3 separate regions of the Homo sapiens genome follow, and all the other regions are linked to region 2. A link is an interaction called in ENCODE POLR2A ChIA-PET data of the cell type or tissue named here. Cell type or tissue: PC-9. All regions are shown on one strand. Region 1 overlaps KIF13A (kinesin family member 13A). Region 2 has its middle 44 kb from the start of DEK. Region 3 has its middle 16 kb from the start of RNF144B.

Region 1 (2,500 bases), 440 kb before region 2:
AAATTATTGTGAGACTTTCTGGCTTCCTGAGTTATATGAGAGGAACCAACAACAGACACTGGGCTGAGGCACTGAATGAGTGGTGAGAGGAGTCCCAGAAGAGACAGTGGAGAAGGTAGAATGGGGTTATATAATAAAGGACCTCAAATGTAGTCCAAAGAGTATAGATTTTTTCTAGCATGTGATGAGGAGTCCTGGAAAGTATCTGAGAAGTGCATGAGAAGAGCTCCAGTTCAGGAAGATATATATGGCTGCATCTTGAGTAACATAAATTGAACACGGTTAATGACGGGTTTGTATAACCATAGCATTTATCCCCATTTGTCTCTGCATCTGTAGGAAATGTTTTACTTTTGTTGTTGATTTAAATCTAAAAGTACACACCCGGCACAAAAATACAGAGTGCTAACAAGTCAAGACTGTTCCAGACTCTGAAGAACTTATTACATAAAGTCCCAAAGGACTGATAAAAAGACAAATTAATTACAACCAACATTATGAACTACTTACTCACTTTAATAAAATATATTGCTCAAGTTGTAGGAATGATATTTGGAAAGGCTAATTTACCCAGTGTGAGCAACTGAAGGAATTCTCCTAGTCCAAGATTGTTAACTCTTGAAAAAATTATGTTATCAAACAATTTCTCAAGTTTGCTTTATATGGCAAGGAAAAACCTATCAATAAACAAAACATTAATTTTCTTTAAACTAGTCATGTGCTTTTACCTCCAAATCTTTTAAGGCCAATATCCTCCCTTCATTTTTTTGTTTTTAACTAACTGAGAATGTCATTCAGCTGATGCTCTTATAAGTAGAAATAAGGAGAAAACACTCAGTAGGAAGAAATAGTTCACGAGCTCTATTGTACAACACGGTGACTATAGTTAATAACAACGTACTGTATTCCTGAAAATTGCTAACTGAGTAGACTTTAAGTGTTCTTACCACAAAAAAGGATAAGTTCATGAGGTAAAGCATGTGTTAATTAGCTCAATTTAGCCATTCCATAATATATACATATTTCAAAACATCACACTGTACATGATAAATATATGCAACTTTCATTTGCCAGTTAGAAAAATAATTTTTTTTTATTTTTTTGAGACAGAGTCTCACTCGGTCACCTAGGCTGTGGTGGGACCTCGGCTCACTGCAACCTCTGCCTCCTGGGCTCAAGGCATTCTCCCGCCTCAGCCTCCCAAGTAGCTGGGATTACAGGCGCCCACCACCACACCTGAATAAGTTTTGTATGTTTAGTAGAGACGGGGTTTTGCTATGTTATTCAAGCTGGTCTTGAACTCCTGACCTCAAGTGATCCGCCCACCTCGGCCTCCCAAAGTGCTGGGATTACAGATGTGAGCCACCATGCCCGGACGAAAAATAAATTTTTAAAAAGATGAAATATCTAAGAAAAAGGGGGCATAATCAGAAGCAAAAGAACCAAAAACTTCCTCCACCAAACCAAATGCTTCCCTCTGGAACTAAAGCAATTGTGACTGACTCCTAGGAAAGCCTATGGTCATAAATTATAAAACAGCAGTCATTTGTGTTGGATGGAATGAGGATAAAATACCACAAGGAGGTCAGGTGAACAATTTGAAGCTTAATAAAAATCTGTTCAAGGATTTTACAAGTAAGTGGCAGACCCAGATTCTGAAACCAAATCTTATTGACTTCAAAACTCATGTGGTATAATTGGAAAGAACAGGTGTGAATTACACAGGGAAAGTAAAACTCCAGAGGAATTAAAGAAAATAAACTCAATGGAAGAAGAGGCCAGAAGCCCAACTGTCAGGTGTAGAGGGAGAAAACTTACCAGCGTATTTTGTAGTGTTAGATTCATCCATGGACCAAAAGCAATAATCAAAGGCAAATACCTGAATGAAAGAACAAAATATTAAACTTAAAGATTAATTAACTTCTTATGAGTAAATCAGACTAAAATAAATCACAGGTGAAGATGAGAAGGATGGCCACTACTGTCTGACTGAAAAAAATCACTATAGGTTTGGTGCTTTTGTTAACCATAAAATTTCTTATTTTCCTCTTTTTTGGGGGACAGGGTCATCCAGGCTGGAGTGCAGTTGAACTATCACAGCTCACTGAAGCCTCAAACTCCTGGGCTCAAGGGATCCTCCTGCTTCAGCCTCCTGAGTAGCTAGGACCACCAGTGCATGCCACCATATCGAGCAATTAAAAAAAAAATTGTTGCAGACAGGAGGTCTTGCCCTATTGCTCAGGCTGGTCTCGAACTCCTGGCCTCAAGTAATCCTCTCTCTTCTGCCTCCCAAAATGTACTGGGATTATAGGTGTGAGCCATCGCGCCTGGCCCTATGATATTTCTTTTAGACTAAATATATGGTTAGCTTTCTGTATTAGAATAAGTTGTATATGAAAATTACTATTTATCTAGAATTCAAATAACCAGACATTTTAACGAGATATTTTTTTCCACAATACATCTGATGAGAAAACACAAAAAACAAAAACAATATCTT
Region 2 (2,500 bases):
AACTTGGGTGTCTTAATTGCCAAGGAGTGTGAATGGGGTGGAATGCAATAATGGAGGATGCCCTGAAAAATGGTCCGATTTGATGGTATGCGAGATATGTGCATTTTGCATGATTATTTTCAGCAGAACACTTGCTACTTTAGACATTTATTTTTAGCCTTCTGAAAGCTAGTAATGTTGTTTGCTTGATTTGTTATATTCATTTTTCAGACTATTATTCAGGTTCAGTGAATAATATTAAGAAAATCCTAATAATTATATTATTCTGGGCTTTTAGTTAATAGACCCATAAGATTTCTCTTAGCTCAGCAACTACTCACAAAGGGAATCAACTATATTCTTATAGTACTCTACATCTGAGGTAAGTGCAGGTATTTTTCATTCACATTTGGGAGTTTTGTTTGTTTGTTTGTTTTGTTTTTTTTTGAGATAGAGTCTCGCTCTGTCACCAGACTGGAGTGCAGTGGTGTGATCTCGGCTCACTGCAACCTCTGCCTCCCAGGTTCAAGTGATTCCTCTGCCTCAGCCTCCTGAGTAGCTGGGACTATAGGCGTGCACCACCATGCCTGGCTAATTTTTTGTATTTTAGTAGAGACGGGGTTTCACCATGTTGGCCAGGATGGTCTCGATCTCCTGACCTCATGATCTGCCCCCTTTAGCCTCCCAAAGTGTTGGGATTACAGGCGTGACCCACCACACCTGGCCTGGGAGGTTTTACAACATGTTTAAGTAACTGTACCTAGCGCACCCTAAGGGAATGTTGCTAATAATAGGTCTGATGTTTGGGGAAAAGTGTTTGAGCTCATCAAAATAAAAGCAAATAAAAGAACAAGGAAACAATAATTCTTGTGTAAGTGTTCTGTTAACTTGTCTATGTTGGGCTCAGATGGGAAAAGCAAGCCACTTCTCCTGGCTGAATGCTGGCTGCCAGCTTGCATCTGCCGCTGCTGCTAAGTGTCAGTTATGCAGAGCCCCTGACCCCTTTCCATTTTCAGAACAAGAATAGAACTAATTGTAGCATCAGGATGCAATGCATTCCAAAATATATTTCCTCTGAAGCAGTAATCTCTTCCACATCCTGCAAAGCAACTGAGAAGGACATTTTTTTTTTTTTTTTTTGTCACTGAGAATATTTTTGACATTGGATTTGAAATTCTAAACCTCAAATGAGCTGGAAAAAATAATTCAAAGAATCCAATTTGTATATACTTCAAATATTTTAATAATGAATCCATGAGACCATCTACATTCTTTTGCTGTGGTGAAATTGTGCTGTGGTAACTTGCACTTAAAATAAGAAAACCAGTTTTAGAGCGCATTTCCTCATGATGGTAGATGCCATAATGGTGTTGGATCGGCCCAAATCACAAACTTGGTAAAGTTTGCATCTTTCTCTCTTTCTTTCTTCCTTTCTTCCTTCCTTCCTTCCTCCCTTCCTCCCTCCCTTCCTTCCTTCCCTCCCTCCTTCCTTCCTTCCTCTCTCCTTCTCTTTCTTCCCTCCCTCCCTCCCTGCTTCTTTCCTTCCTTCCTCTCTCTCTCCTTCTCTCTTTTTTCCTTCCTTCCCTCCCTCCCTCCTTCTTTCCTTCCTTCCTTCCTCTCTCTCTCTTCCCTTCCTTCCTTCTTTCCTTCCTTCCTTCCTTCCTTCTTCCCTCCCCTCCCCTCCCCGCACCTCTTTTCTTTCTCTTTCTTTCTGATATAGTCTTGCTCTGTCACCTGGGCTGCAATGCAGTGGTGTTGCGATCACGGCTCACTGCAGCCTTGACCCCTTGGGCTCAAGCAATCCTTCTGCCTCAGCCTCCCAAGTAGTTGAGACTACAGTTGCATGCCACCACGCTTGGGTAATTTGTTTTTGTAGAGATGGTGTCTCACTATGTTGTCCAGACTGGTCTTGAATTCCTGGACTTATGCAATCCTTCCAACTTAGTCTCCCAAAGTTCTGGAATTACAGGTGTGAACCACTGCCCCTGGGGCATCTCTTTTCTTCATTATATTTGTTCTTTAAGTTTCTCTCCTGCTCAGAAACCCTTACCCTCATTCCGATCAACTTCCAGTATTGGACAAAGTTCTTCCTTAACCACATTAAAAAATCTGATCTCGAAATACCTGTATCCCCATGTTTATGGCAGCACTATTCACAGTAGCCAAGATATGGAATCAACCTAAGTGTCCATCACCAGATGAATGGATAAATAAAATGTGGTGTATATACACACAATGGAATACTATTCAGCCATAAAAAAGAACAAAATCCTATAATTCATGGCAACATGGATAAGCCTGGAGGACATTATGAGTGAAATAAGCCAGGCACAGAAAGACAAACACTGCATGTTTTTACTTATATATGGAAGGTTAAAAAGTTGATCTCATAGAAGTAGAGGGTAGAATAGTCATTAATAGAGGCTGGGAAGGGGAGTGGGGAAGAGGGAGAGCGGTTGGTTAACAGTTATAAAATCATCAGGCCAGATGTGGTGGCACATGCCTGTAATCCCAGCACTCT
Region 3 (2,500 bases), 63 kb after region 2:
TTAGAAGTGTTTGTTGAATAGAGCAATGAAAGTAAGAGCATTACAGAAGACAGGAAGCCTAGAACAGGGTGTCTAACTATATGGTGGGGAAAAGTGAGTAGGAGGGAGATTCCAGAAAAGATACACCTTGAATGACATGTTTTTCTGTGTGTGTGTGTGTGTGGGTGGGATGAAGAGCTATTGGTCAGGTGGAAAAGGTAGGGAAGAATGGCCTTGGTAAATGGAGAACCAAGGAATCTGTGAATGTGAAATTTAGAGTACTTAGAAATATTTAGTATGGCTGAAACCAAAATGCAAAGTGAAGATGGAGGAAAAGAAGATGACTCTGAAATGACAGGCAGGTTGTATATTTGAACTTTGTGCCAATTAAAAAATCATTTAGGTTAGTAGTTAGAATTGCCTCTGTGATGCTCAGGTCAATAGTATAAATAAAAGTCAGGTGTGGGATTAGCTTTCATGAGCTCATTTGATTAGAAGAGCTTGAATATTTAATTCATTATGTAACAATTACCTCAGAGTAAATGGGCTGGGCATGATGGCTCACACCTGCAATCTCAGCACTTTTGGGAGGTCAAGGCAGGAGGATCACTTGAGGCCAGGAGTTTGAGACCAAACTAGGTAACATAATGAGATTCCTGTCTCTATAAAGAAAAAAAAAAAAAGTAAATGGGTGGGTATAACAGTTTGTGTTTGAAACAAATGTTTGCTGAAATCACAGACTGAAACCCTAGACATTTTAAGGTAATTCTTCCTGACATAGAGGTGAAAATACTGGAGTCTCAATTTAACCCTAAATGGTTAAATAGTGAATGTCCCATTTTGTGGGACAACTTTATAGCCAATACTATGCCTCAGTGAGGCTTTCCTGTTGTATCAGTTACTAACCATTTAAAAATGTGATACTTATCAGCTTATAAGTAGATAAGCTTTTTTTTTTTTTTTTATAATGACTACTTTTGTAAAGATTAAAAGAAATAATGTATGTAGAATGCTTAGTACCAAGTACCATGCCTGGCATACAATAGGTATTCAGTAATATAATATGTTTTTTTTCTCAAACTCCCAGAGAGCTGAGGAAGCTTCCACTTTATCATTATGAACTTTCAGAAGAAATAACATCCTGTCTCCAAGTGTACCCTTGCTAAAATATCCGCTAATTCTTTTGTAGAAGTTTGGAATTTCCTTGGTGATTTTAAACAAGATTTCCGCTCTCAAGTGTGTTCATTGTACGAGTCCTGTATCACCAAGGCTGATCTGAGTACAGAATCGTCAAGCCTCAGTGGGACTAAATATTTCAGGATTTCTTGTATTTGAAATAGTTCTGGCAAGGCACGGTGGCCCATGCCTGTAATCCCAGCACTTTGGGAGGCCAAGGTGGGTGGATCAGCTGAGGTCAGGAGTTTGAGACCAGCCTGGCCAACATGGTGAAACCCTGTCTCTACTAAAATTACAAAAAATTAGCCAGGCATGGTGGCAGACACCTGTAATCCCAGCTTCTCAGGAGGCTGAGGCAGGAGAATCGCTTGAACCCGAGAGGCAGAGGTTGCAGTGAGCTGAGAAAAAAAAGAATTAGTTCTGATCTCTTTCACCTCAAGGGTTCAATGAATCATGCGGAGGCCTTCCTGATATATGAGACAGATAGTTTTCTTTTGGATTTATGGTTGGGCAGCAGGTTTGCCTGAGCTACTAATACTGAGTAGGAATTGAGATGCCAGGTTGGAAAATGAAAACTTAAACCAAGTTATTGCTGGGCATAACTCAGGAGTATTGCATGCCTTTGGTTTGTCTTGATTAAATTCCAAGGTGATACAATCATCAGGCTATTAAAAATAATCATCTGACTATTAAAAATAATTAATTGCCTTGTTTTCTACTTAGCGGTATAATGGCTCCAGATTTGTAAGTTAGAATGCATTTTGCAATGGGACAATGAAACAGGGGCAATTGTTACTGTGATTTAATGTTTAGGGGGCAGGGCAGGTTGCCTGGCCACATCACCATGAGGCTTTTCAGGGAGTATTTCTTTGGATATGTGTAATTTTCCAAACCCCAATAACTAGAAAAATAGACTTATTAACCTACTTGGCCAAAATAAAGTAAAACTATAACAAATATAAAAGTAGAGGTTTTGTAGATCACATTTCTTCACCACAATCCAATTAAATTAGAAACCAATACTAAACATATGACCAGAAAATAACTACTTGAAAACTAAGAAACACTCTCCCAGATAAACCTTTGATCAAAGAGAAAATATAAGAGAAGCAAAAGGTTCTTTGGAGAGGAATAACAAAGTATACTTTATACCCAAATCTTTAAGGCATAGCATATACTCAAAACTTTACTTAGAAAAAAATTTATACCAGTAAATATCTTTATTATTCATGAAGAAGAGGACAGCAAAACACGTACCTGCCTCCAACACCTCATAAACAAAACAAACAACATACACACAAGGTAGGAAGAAGGGATGATAAAGTTACAAGTGAGAATTAATGGA

The links. ChIA-PET counts read pairs that join two places held together with the same protein. Peaks named below come from ENCODE experiments on the same cell type or tissue, not always from the same donor. Only the 100,000 strongest peaks of a DNase experiment are listed, where the experiment ranks them.
Region 1: POLR2A ChIA-PET joins it to region 2 with 20 read pairs; 3 of 35 experiments call an interaction of 5 or more read pairs at or near these places.
Region 3: POLR2A ChIA-PET joins it to region 2 with 11 read pairs; 5 of 35 experiments call an interaction of 5 or more read pairs at or near these places.

What each region holds. Positions count from the first base shown.
Region 1 is chr6:17,871,559-17,874,058 of GRCh38, forward strand. KIF13A (kinesin family member 13A) reads right to left here. Exons shown (of 39, transcript NM_022113.6): 4 at 1,819-1,879. Among named protein-coding and RNA genes, the nearest start is that of KIF13A, 110 kb to the right of the region's middle. In PC-9, no CTCF peak of the experiment used is centred here; no DNase peak of the experiment used is centred here.
Region 2 is chr6:18,307,328-18,309,827 of GRCh38, forward strand. No RefSeq gene overlaps it. Among named protein-coding and RNA genes, the nearest start is that of DEK, 44 kb to the left of the region's middle. In PC-9, no CTCF peak of the experiment used is centred here; DNase peaks (open chromatin) are centred at 774 and 1,204; H3K27ac peaks cover 796 bases.
Region 3 is chr6:18,370,055-18,372,554 of GRCh38, forward strand. No RefSeq gene overlaps it. Among named protein-coding and RNA genes, the nearest start is that of RNF144B, 16 kb to the right of the region's middle. In PC-9, no CTCF peak of the experiment used is centred here; no DNase peak of the experiment used is centred here.